Regions from separate parts of the Homo sapiens genome. Here region 1 is linked to region 2. A link is an interaction called in ENCODE POLR2A ChIA-PET data of the cell type or tissue named here. Cell type or tissue: MCF 10A. All regions are shown on one strand. Links, peaks and the distances in the headings refer to the core of each region. The heading gives the core; the rest is flanking DNA.

Region 1 (5,388 bases), core at 219-5,218, 53 kb before region 2:
TTTTTGACTACTATTTATAGCACACTGGTAATAAGCAAGTCTTTGATTAACATCAGTCATTTCTATCTTCAGCTGGGATTCATTTTAATGGCTGAAGCAATTTTATTATTAAAAAAAAAACCACTTCTGTGCCTCAAATTTATACTTAGCTGATGGACTCTTAGGGCAATCCAAACATAAAGAAAGGATTTAGGGTCAAACATCAAAAGGAACATCCTAGTGATGACATGTGAGGTACAGGGTAGGAAGAGGAATACGAAAGTCATTTCCAGGTGATTTTATAGCAGTACATTTTCTGATATTGCTTTATATGTTATGCTTTAGTTGGGGGAAAATTGTGTCCACACGCAGGCCTATCCTCAGGCAGATTCTCAACAGGTTATTAAAAACATTTAATTCTGCTTCAGAGTAAGTGGAAAAAATGAGTTACAGTGGATCCTTGTATCCTAAAAAGTATCATTAGTAGTAAAGCATCTAAATCTGCCATAAATTGTTAAAATTATGGAGGCACACCATGAATTTGTTTATTACTTAATATATAAGACAGTTGTTATTCATTTCTTTTTCTCACCGAACAAAACACACAAAAGAATAAGTTTTTAATGTATCAAGTTTTTGTTTTATTTTTGAGACAGAGTCTCATTCTGCCAGCCAGGCTGGAGTGCAGTGGCACAATCTCAGCTCACTGCAACCTCCATCTCCTGGGCTCAAGCAATTCTCCTGCCTCAACCTCCTGAATAGCTGGGATTACAGGCATGTGCCACCATAGCCGGCTAGTTTTTGTATTTTTAGTAGAGATATGATTTCTCCATGTTGACCAGGCTGGTCTCGAACTCCTGACCTCAGGTAATCCACCCGCCTCAGCCTCCCAAAGTGCTGGGATTACAGGTGTGAGCCACCGCACCCTGCTGATCGTATCAAGTTTTACAGACCAGTGCTAGTCGATGGCCAGCAGCTGGCCAAGACAGGAATTTTAATGTAGACAGTTTCTATGATGTGTTTGTTGGTCAGCAAACCATGATAGAGTACCCATCATACATCAGGTATTGTTGTCAAGTAAAGGGTATTCAAAATGAATAAGACCTGGTTGCTGTTCTCAAGATCATAGCAAATCATTTTCTGGTCTTTGAGAACTTGGCAAATCCCATTTATTTTCTGGCAAACTTCTCTGTTCCAGTATAGGAACAATTTATTATAATTCACAACCCGTATTAAAATGAATTTTACCCAACAGCTTGCGAATGCAACACTGGTTTCTCTTGTTCTGAGTGGCAGAAATAAATGTCATATATTAAGCTTTGAGTGTGGAGGCAAAAAATTAAGCTAGGCAGCTTACCATCTCCTCAAAAATGTCTGATGATCTAACAGTGTATATCTGCCATATACATGTAAAGCAGGAAGTCAGGTAAAACAAATATATGATTATAAAAATATATACCCTGCCAGGTTTACTGTATGAAAGGTATATAAAAAATATCCCATCAACAAAATCTCATATGTAAATGATCTGTATAACAGATTTAATATGTATCCCACCAGCTACTGCTGGGTCATGAACAACCAAGAAAACAGAAGTGCTTTCATATTTGGTTCACTGTCATAAGAAAGTAAGTTGTGGTGATATTCCTTGGACTTAAACAAATTTTTAATTTTTTAAATTACATTTCTGAATCAGGTTCTCACTCTGTCCTCTAGGCTGGAGTGCAAAGGCAGACTCTTAGCTCACTGTATCCTCAAATTCCTGGCCTCAAGTGATCCTCCTGCCTCAGCCTCCTAAGTAGGTGGGATTATAGGAACATGCCACCATGCCTGTCTAATTTTTTAAAAGAATTTTTTGTAGAGATGGGGTCTATGTTGCCCAGGCTGGTCTTGAACTCCTGGCCTCAAGGGATCCTCCTGCCTTGGCCTCCCAAAGCACTAGGATTACAGGCGTGAGGTACTGCACCTGATCCTAGATTTTTAATTTTAATAAAGCAGTTATAAGAGATCTATAGAATGTTAACAATGAAAGAGAACAGAATAAGCAAACAAAAAGAGGTCCACAGTTATTTAGCTTAAAACTAAAAGTGGCAACAGCAGTAATGATTGACGGGGAAAAAAGCTAAACTGGAAGTACTTTGATCCCAGGTAATTTTTTTAGCTAAAAAACATTTTTTAAAGGTTTAATCCTGACATTGAAAAAAGAAATAAAAAACATAAATAGAAAACCAAAATGATTGTTTAAAGGGAAAGCAAACATTCCACATGTAATTACTTTATTTCAACACCTTTAAGTCACCTGAGTCATATTATCACACTTAAGAAACACTGTTCCAATCCCAGATCTACGTCTATGCGCTAGGGTATTAGGCATGCGTTGATGACTAAGGTGGTGATGCTTCAGCTATTGATGCATCGGCCCTAGGTCTGAGGTGCTAGCTACAGGTCAGGCAATTGGCAATCACAGGGATGTCTGTACCAGCTTTTCTAGTACCACCAAAAGTTATGAAGTGGTGGTCCAGGCCTGCTAAATCCAGAGAGGAGAATGATGATTCAACAAAACCACCTGGAGACAGAATGTAAAACAATGATTTTTCAAAGCAAATTTAAAAAAAAAAGGTTATCAGATTCACACAAATAAAAAAATAAAAACTGACACACTATGTAAAATTCCAGGGGTATTGAATTTACAGTACAAAAATAAAGCCTTTCAGTAAATCCAAATTTCAATATGATTTTATGTCCATTCAGAAAGGAGGAAATAGCTTAGTCATTTACTATTTCTAGCTCAATAAACCTATATATTTTCTTACAGAGCATTAGTGTTGCATATACTTTAGGGTCAGAATACATAAGCTCATAGTATTGATTCTGGTCAGTCAATATAACTATAATCCTTCCAGAGAAAAAGATAAAACTAGTTAACTTATTCCATAATCCTGAAACCCTAATGCAAATAGAAGACTAAAATAATGTAGTGTTGAAGCTAGCATGTTTATTTAGAAACACTACATAGATTTCTCCCTTTAAGGAATTTTGTAACATGAGAAAATTGGCCTGTGTTAAGGGAAAGAGGCCCTTACTTCTTATCTCCATCACCCTCTTATCCTCAAATAGTGAAAGATTCATTTCATTGTTGTTTAATTATTTCAGCAGGATTTTTGTTTCGCAAACATAGATTTAGAAGAAAGAAGGAAACACCCTGTTACTTTCAGGAAAATAAAGACTAATTTTCAAAGTGGTCACTGTTTACCTGCACTGTGGATGCTAGGGCTCCCATGGAGAGAGCCTCCCCACGACCAACGGTTATGCTTCTGTTTTGGCTTCTGGCTCCTTTCCATTGTGCGCCGTACAACAGCTTCGTGGCGTTCCTTAGATGGAATAGAAGAGCTGAGGATTAGATTCCAGCTGGTTGTTTGAAGCTTCTTCAATTTAAGGCAGAATGGAGTGAGGAGTACTACTTCAATTCCCACTCTACTATTCTTGATCTCTAGCTGAACTTCTATACCATAAGGTGAGACTAGTGTCAATCTGGGAGGGTCACTTTAGTCATTAGGTCCCAGTTCATAAAGCCCTTGGCGAACAACAGGCATTCAAATAAACGACCCTTACTACTAGGGTGTGCGTGATGCTTTCATGAACACACGTAAGCATGGTAGTGCAGATCTTAGCTTCAACTGATGCTTATACGATACCATATTTACCATACGATACCATATTTAAAAAACAGTTCAGAATCTGAGAACATGGGTAACCCTGACCCCATGACTTATTGAGTTGTATGACCTTGTGTACCTTACCCACTCTGAGTCTAAATTTCTATTTTTATACAAACTGACATATAATGCATGCTAAAGGATTGAGTAAGGGTTAAATGAGATAATCTATGTGTAAATGTTTGCAAATGGTAAAGACTACAGAAACTCAATTACTTGGAGTGGTCTTAATACTCAGTACAGATGAATTGCACTTCAATAAGTTATAGGTTTGGACCAGAGAAATGGGCTTTTAAACTTTCTGTGGCAATAATAATCATCAGCCCATTCGCTACCTCTCATACCCTGAACTCCCTAGAAACTGTAGCCATCTGTAAAGCTGATCACTCTGAAACCATTTTGCTTTGCACCCTGCACCTGACTGCAAAGTTTCACAGAAAGTTTGCTGCATGTCTGAACTAGAGGAGCCACTCATATTCTTCCCGGGGGGCGGCTCACTTTGTCCTCCTCAAGTCTCTGCCTCCGCTTCTCCTCCACAGCAGCCCTCCTCCGCTCCTCCTTCTGCCTCTGCTCCTCCAACCTCTTCTTCCGCTCTTCCAGGTGCTTCTCGTAGTGCTGCCTGGCTCGCTCTTCTCTTTCTAACCACACTATTTCTCTTGCAGCTTTGGGGAGGGTTAAAAAAAAAAAAAAAGAGGGAAATCAAATATAGGCAGGTTGCAAACTTGAATAGTTAGGGCTGTATTAAGTGGTCTACAATGAACAAATATGGGTTCTTTAGTTTTGTATTAACCAAGCATGGCCTTTGCTTCCCTCAAATTTCCAAGAAAAATGTATTACTGTTAATTTTTAGCATAATTTAATATGTTAGCAATGAGGTTGAAAATGTACTGAATTCCACTCTTTGGGAACGCAAGCAGCCCTCTAGTTTGTAGGTAGAATAAGGCATTATTAACCACATGCTCTAGTCTCAATCCTGAAAATCAATAGTACCATCTGTCTCTTTTTTTTATTATAAAACAATGTGATATCCTCCAGTCTATGACTACATTTTTTCCAACATGGCATTGGTTCTGAGTATTAAAAGGATTTGGGAGAAAATAATTAGTTGATGAAAGATGTCTGAAGTGCCTTACAGGTCTATCACATTGAGTCAGCTCAGGGATGGGAAGGACCGAACAAGCAGGTGGCCTTGTGTCTGAGGAGCTCACAATTTAGTTAGATAAGAGTTAACCATATCAAAAGCTGGATGAAAAATACAATCCAAAATTATCGTTCAACAATAGGATGCATTTTTTCTTCTTTATATAATACAGGTTCTTTCCTCATTTTAGGAAAAGATATGCCCCCTCAAAGCTATTTCAATATGCTGCTTCCTTCAGCGGTAATAACTAAAAATATCTATGAGTTATTAATACTGTAGGCAAAAGGAAAAAATTCAAACAACATTCAAAGAGTAAATCTTGAGGACACTACATGGCATACAAATTAAAATGTTACTTTTTAAAAGAAAAAACAGGCCAGGTGCAGTGGCTCATGCCTGTAATCCCAGCACTTTGGGAGGCTGAGGGGGGCAGATCACTGGCAGTCAGGAGTTTGAGACCAGTCTGGCCAACATAGTGAAACAACATCTCTACTAAAAATATAAAAATTAGGAAGGTGTGGTGGCACGTGCCTGTAGTCCCAGCTACTCGGG
Region 2 (5,388 bases), core at 111-5,110:
AAATAAGACAGAACTACTGTAGAGAAAAAACATAGTAACAGCAGCATCAGCAACTGTGAGAACCATTTATCGTAATAGGCATTGTGCTAGAAGCTTTACATAATCACATCTAATTTCTATAGACACCTTGCAAAGCAGGCAATTAGCATCCACATTTAACACTGAAAACACAGAGGCAGAAATTAGAAGTGGTCAGAAAGGGTCTGAATCTAACCTGGTTCGACTCCAGAATTTGCTTGGTTTTCATTCATCATGCTCATTCCTGAGAAAGGGATTAGACAAACTCACTTGCTGGGCTATCTGGAGAAGAACTAAGATGGGGTTCAGGAACCTGAGTGTAGGTGCATTTTTTTTCTCTCACTTGTTTTTTTCTGATGAGAGAAAGTAATGAGAGGCCTTGTGCCCATGATGACCTGTCCTGACCCTAGGAGAACTTCCCTCACTGCTTTGTAAAAGTTCAGCCACGCGTGGGCAAGCATGCATACAGTCACAGTGAGTTTTACTATTTCATAATATTTCATAATATTGATGAATACACAATACAGTCACAGTTAATTATAAAGAAAAACTGACAGGTCACCAAGACTACAGAATTTCTAGAACCAAGACCTTCAGGAAAATGATACAAAATCCACTTGCGACAAAAACTGTATTTTTCTTCCTTTTCTTTCTCACCTCCCTTCCCCCCAACCCCCAGCTTAATTAAAAGGTATAAAGTGAAGAGAGAACAATAAACAATTATCATGGTAATTTGATAGTAGATACAAATGTTTCAACCACTTTCTCTGCCAAAATTCAGGCTACAGAATACAGGTGTTCAGAAAGTTACAATGTGCAACTGTTTTAAATCATATTAATTTGTGTTTCATTGAAGTGAGATCTTCATTTTATGTTCAACTGCACTATTGATAGGTTAATACCTGCTATGGTTTGAATGTGTGTATCCGCCAAAATGGTTTGAATGTATGTATCAAACCAAAATACGGTTTGAATGTATGTATCTGCCAACCTATGACCCAATGTGATAGTGCTAAGAGGTGGGGCCTTCAGGTGATTAAGTCATGAGGCTGGGATTAGTACCCTTATAAAAAGGGCTCAAGGGTACTAGCTAAGCCCCTTTCTTGCCCATATTTTCTGCACATGAGGACACAGCATGGGGTCCTCTTGTCCTTTTTGCCCCTTTTACTATATGAGGATGCAGTAAGAAGGCCCTCACCAGACGCTGAAGGCTAGCACCTTGATCTAGAACTTCTCAGACCCCAGAACTCAAGAAAATAAAGTTATGTTATTTACATTATCTAGTCTCAGGTTTTTGTTATTAGCAGCATAAACGGTCTAAGACAATACCTAAAAATGTGTGCATGATGTATAAAATCTCTAGGACGCGCTTAGATGAATAACGCCACACTGCTCCTATATTCTAGGAATTACAGTCACATGAGTCAGCTCTACCACCCTTCCCTCTTTTTTCATCTTACAAACTGAAATGCACTTTCTGACCCTCTACATTTTGTTTCCCACTTCATCACTTTATTCACTGGGCTGTCATAAAGAGTTTGAGATCTCCTAGTTCAGAATTAAGCCAGTATTATGTTAATAATTAAGCAAAGATAAGCAACTTTTTTTTTTCCTTTAAGAGTAAAGGCCTGGAAGAAGGGAAATCTTGGTGAGACAGCAATAAAACTGCAGTGAAAAGAGAGCGAGAAGCTGAAGTACAGATTTACACAGGGAGTGGCTGGCTCACGGGCCCACTTCATGCCCGGTCTCGCTCCTTCTTTGAAGGGTAGTCTTAGGCTGATGGCTAGTTTAATAGTGCTGGGTTCCATTTGAACTCAGTTTATTACAATGAGCTGCTGGCCAAAGCTGGGCAGGTTAGCTTGGTTGGCTAGAGCAGGAGCTTGAAGGCCAAAGCACCATAGCTGTGCTGCTGGGTGAGTTCACCCACAACAGAATTCTGTAGCATGATCACAGACAAGTACAATGACAAACGGGTGGGAGGTGTGAGCCGGGTGACTATGAATATAATCACTCAGCACAATATTTAATGAGCAGTCACTGTTCCAGACATTAATAATACAAAGATAATCATACTGAGGTTGAAGTCTTCCAAGGCAGACACACATAGAAATACATAATTAAAACGTAATGTAGTAAGTACTGTGATAGAGATCTCTACGGGAACACAGAGACAGGTAAGGGAGGCTTCCTGGAATAGGTGACATCTGAGCTGGTCCTAAAGAGTGAGTAGGTATGTGGGTGGGAGGCACTCCTTGCCAAGGAGAGGGCATCATGAACAAAAGCAGAAGTTATGTCATCAGTCATAGGGAAAAAGAACAGGATATGCATCAGCTTTTTATAAACCCAACTAGAAAACCTATTAACTTATTTTGTAAATGAAAAATTGCATCTTTACTCACTTAAAAATGCTTTTTGTTAAAATAGGATTTTTTTCTCACTTGTTGCAAGGAGGAAACTATACATTTTGTATATTACATGTTTACTGCTTTGTAATTTTAGAAGATGAAAATAAAACTTTAGTAAGAATTAAGATCTAAGAATTATGACAGTGAGCAGAGGATGGAGGTCCAAGGATATAATACTCTCAAATGCCGGAGAGCCCAGTATTAGGATGAAATTATTTTATCTTAAAAATAAAATATTTAAGGTCTTAAAAAAAAAAAAACCCTCCCCTAACTTCCTCTCTTCCCAATCTCTTGGTAATCTCTATCCTACTCTCTACTTAGGAGTTCAACTGTTTTACACTCCACATAACAACAAGATCATGCGGCACCTCTCTGTGCCTGGTGTATTTCACTTAATATAATGTCCTCCAGGTTCATCCATGTTGTCCTAAATGACAGGATTTTCTTATTTTTTAAAGCTCAATACCATTCCATTGGGTATTAAATATGACATTTTCTTTATCCATTCATCTGTTGATGAACACCGGTTGATTCTATATCTTGGCTGTTGTGAATAGTGCTGTAATAAATGTCAGAGTTGAGAGATCTCTTCCGCATGCTGATTTCATTTCTGGCAGATATATACCCAGCAGCATAAAATAAGCTTAAAGTCTTAAAGATAATTTTGCTTTTAAATTAAGAGGCAGTATATTTTAATATTTTATCATTTTTCCCTAATATATACCATTAAAACCACTTATATGCAACTCCATTTACCTATGGTACTGTGTTTACATTGCAAAAAAACAAATTCAGGAAATAATAGAGCAGAAAATGTTCACGAAATCAAATAATTAGAGCTACAGTTCAGCACTTCTCTCATAAAATTAATGGTGTTTTAGTAACTGTTTCCTTAGTATGTCTAATGATTGTATCTTTTTGTTCATTTTGCCATTAAATTTTGCTCTTTCAGCATATAGGTAGCTATTCTTCCTTCCCCTTTTTTGATCATGCATACCTTTGCAAATCTCAGGAAAGCTATTAGCCCCTTAAGCTGAAGACCAGGGCATGAAACTTCAGAGTTTTATGGTCCCCAGAGATGGTCAAGAACCCCTCTCCCTGAGCACCCAATGACAGAAGATGCTTTGAGTGGTTACAAATTCCAAACTACAGGTCAGGCTGTGGTGGCTCCAACCTGTAATCCCAACACTTTGGAAGGCTGAGGCGGGAGGATTTCTTGAACCCAGGAATTGTAGATCAGCCTGGATAACACAGGGAGACCCTGTCTCTACAAAAAATAAAATTAGTTGGGCATGGTGGTGCATGCCTGTTGTCTCAGTTACTTGGGAGGCTGAGGTGGGAAGATTGCTTGAGCCTGGGAGGTAGAGGCTGCAAGTGAGCTGTGATGGTGCCACTGCACTCCAGCCTGGGTGACACAGCAAGACCCTGTCTCAACAACAACAACAGTAACAAACAAATTTCAAACTACAAAGTAAATCTTCCCAATTTCCTGCCATGAGTTTTTGGATCAAACATAAAACTTTTAAAAAGCGATACTTAAGGCTGGGCATGGTGACTCATGCCTGTAATTGCAGCACTTTGGGAGGACGAGGCAGGTGGATCACTTGAGGTCAGAAGTTTGAGACCAGCCTGGCCAACATGGTGAAACCCCGTCACTACTAAAAATACAAAAAAATTAGCCGGACATGGTGGTGCATGCCTGTAACCCCAGCTACCGGGGAGGCTGAGACAGGAGAACTGCTTGAACCCAGGAGGCAGAGGTTGCAGTGAGCTGAGATCACACCACTGCACTCCAGCCTGGGTGACAGAGTAAGACTCTGTCTCCAAAAAAAAAAAAAAAAAAAAAGTCATACTTAAAATAGTTCTTATAAAACAAGGTTTCAAAGCCCTTCTGTTTAAAACAGTGGTTCTTGAGGGTTTGTATGAAAATCACCTTTGGGCTTTTAACACAGCGTGGTCCAGGTCCCACCCAGACCCGCTGAGCTGCAATCCTGAGGCATTAGGCTCAGCTGTGTATTTTAAAATGGCTCCCTAAAGGATTTTGATGTACATCTCTGGTTTAGAACCACCAACTCACAGAATTTAAACTAGAATCATCTCCCAGGTGCTAAAGTGATTTTTCACATTTTTCATTGCTTGGCAAAACACGAAAGTTCTGGGTTCCCTAAACTAATGGTTTAAGAGGTGTTGTTGATGGGCTTCAGCCATCCCCTAGACCATCTGCCTTCAAACTGGGATACATATGCTCCTAAGGGTATCCAAGGGCTTTCCACAAAAGGGTTTTAACAGTTTTTGTGCTTTGGATTCCTCTAGCACCTGGTAAAGTCAGGCTGAATCCCTTCTTAGGATAATATTTTTAAATGCATAAATCAAAAACAGCATTAGCAAGAAAATATAACCATACTAAGGATAAGTATATTTAAATATGGTTATATTTAAATATGGTTAAAAATTTAATGCACATTTTTATACATTAAAATATGTATACCCTAGAATTATATGTGCTCCTTTATTAACCCAGTAAATAGTAAAATCTAGGGGGATGTCTAATAACTGTCATGATTTCAAAGTAATCAGTTCAAACCACCTTTTGAGATACCTGAAACAACTGTAATATGATAAGAAAACATCTGACTTCTGTTGATGCTCATGCTACTTTAGGTTTGTCGTAATTAAAGGAAATGCTCAATTTCTAGGTGAGGTTAGTGGAAAAAAAGATGAAATTATTTTCCTCATCCAAATTTACAAACGCTTGGAGTTAAAAACCTTACTTTAAGGGAATATGTCTACATGGAGGGTTATAAAGCAGTTTCCAGATTCTTTCTTAAAACCTTTCATACCTTGTTTCTCACATACATTCCCCTTCTACTTTTTTTTTTTTTTTTTTTTGAGATGGAGTCTTGCTCTGTCACCCAGGCTGGAGTGCAGTGGTGCAATCTTGGCTCACTGCAACCTCCACTCCCGG

What was found. ChIA-PET counts read pairs that join two places held together with the same protein. Peaks named below come from ENCODE experiments on the same cell type or tissue, not always from the same donor. Only the 100,000 strongest peaks of a DNase experiment are listed, where the experiment ranks them.
Region 1: POLR2A ChIA-PET joins it to region 2 with 5 read pairs; 2 of 35 experiments call an interaction of 5 or more read pairs at or near these places.

The regions. Positions count from the first base shown.
Region 1 is chr6:136,385,161-136,390,548 of GRCh38, forward strand. It overlaps MAP7 (microtubule associated protein 7), which reads right to left. Exons shown (of 18, transcript NM_003980.6): 4 at 4,194-4,357; 5 at 3,233-3,350. Among named protein-coding and RNA genes, the nearest start is that of BCLAF1, 98 kb to the left of the region's middle. In MCF 10A, for the core only: no CTCF peak of the experiment used is centred there; a DNase peak (open chromatin) is centred at 2,361.
Region 2 is chr6:136,438,158-136,443,545 of GRCh38, forward strand. The region is part of intron 1 of MAP7 (microtubule associated protein 7); the gene reads right to left. Among named protein-coding and RNA genes, the nearest start is that of MAP7, 110 kb to the right of the region's middle. In MCF 10A, for the core only: no CTCF peak of the experiment used is centred there; a DNase peak (open chromatin) is centred at 2,254.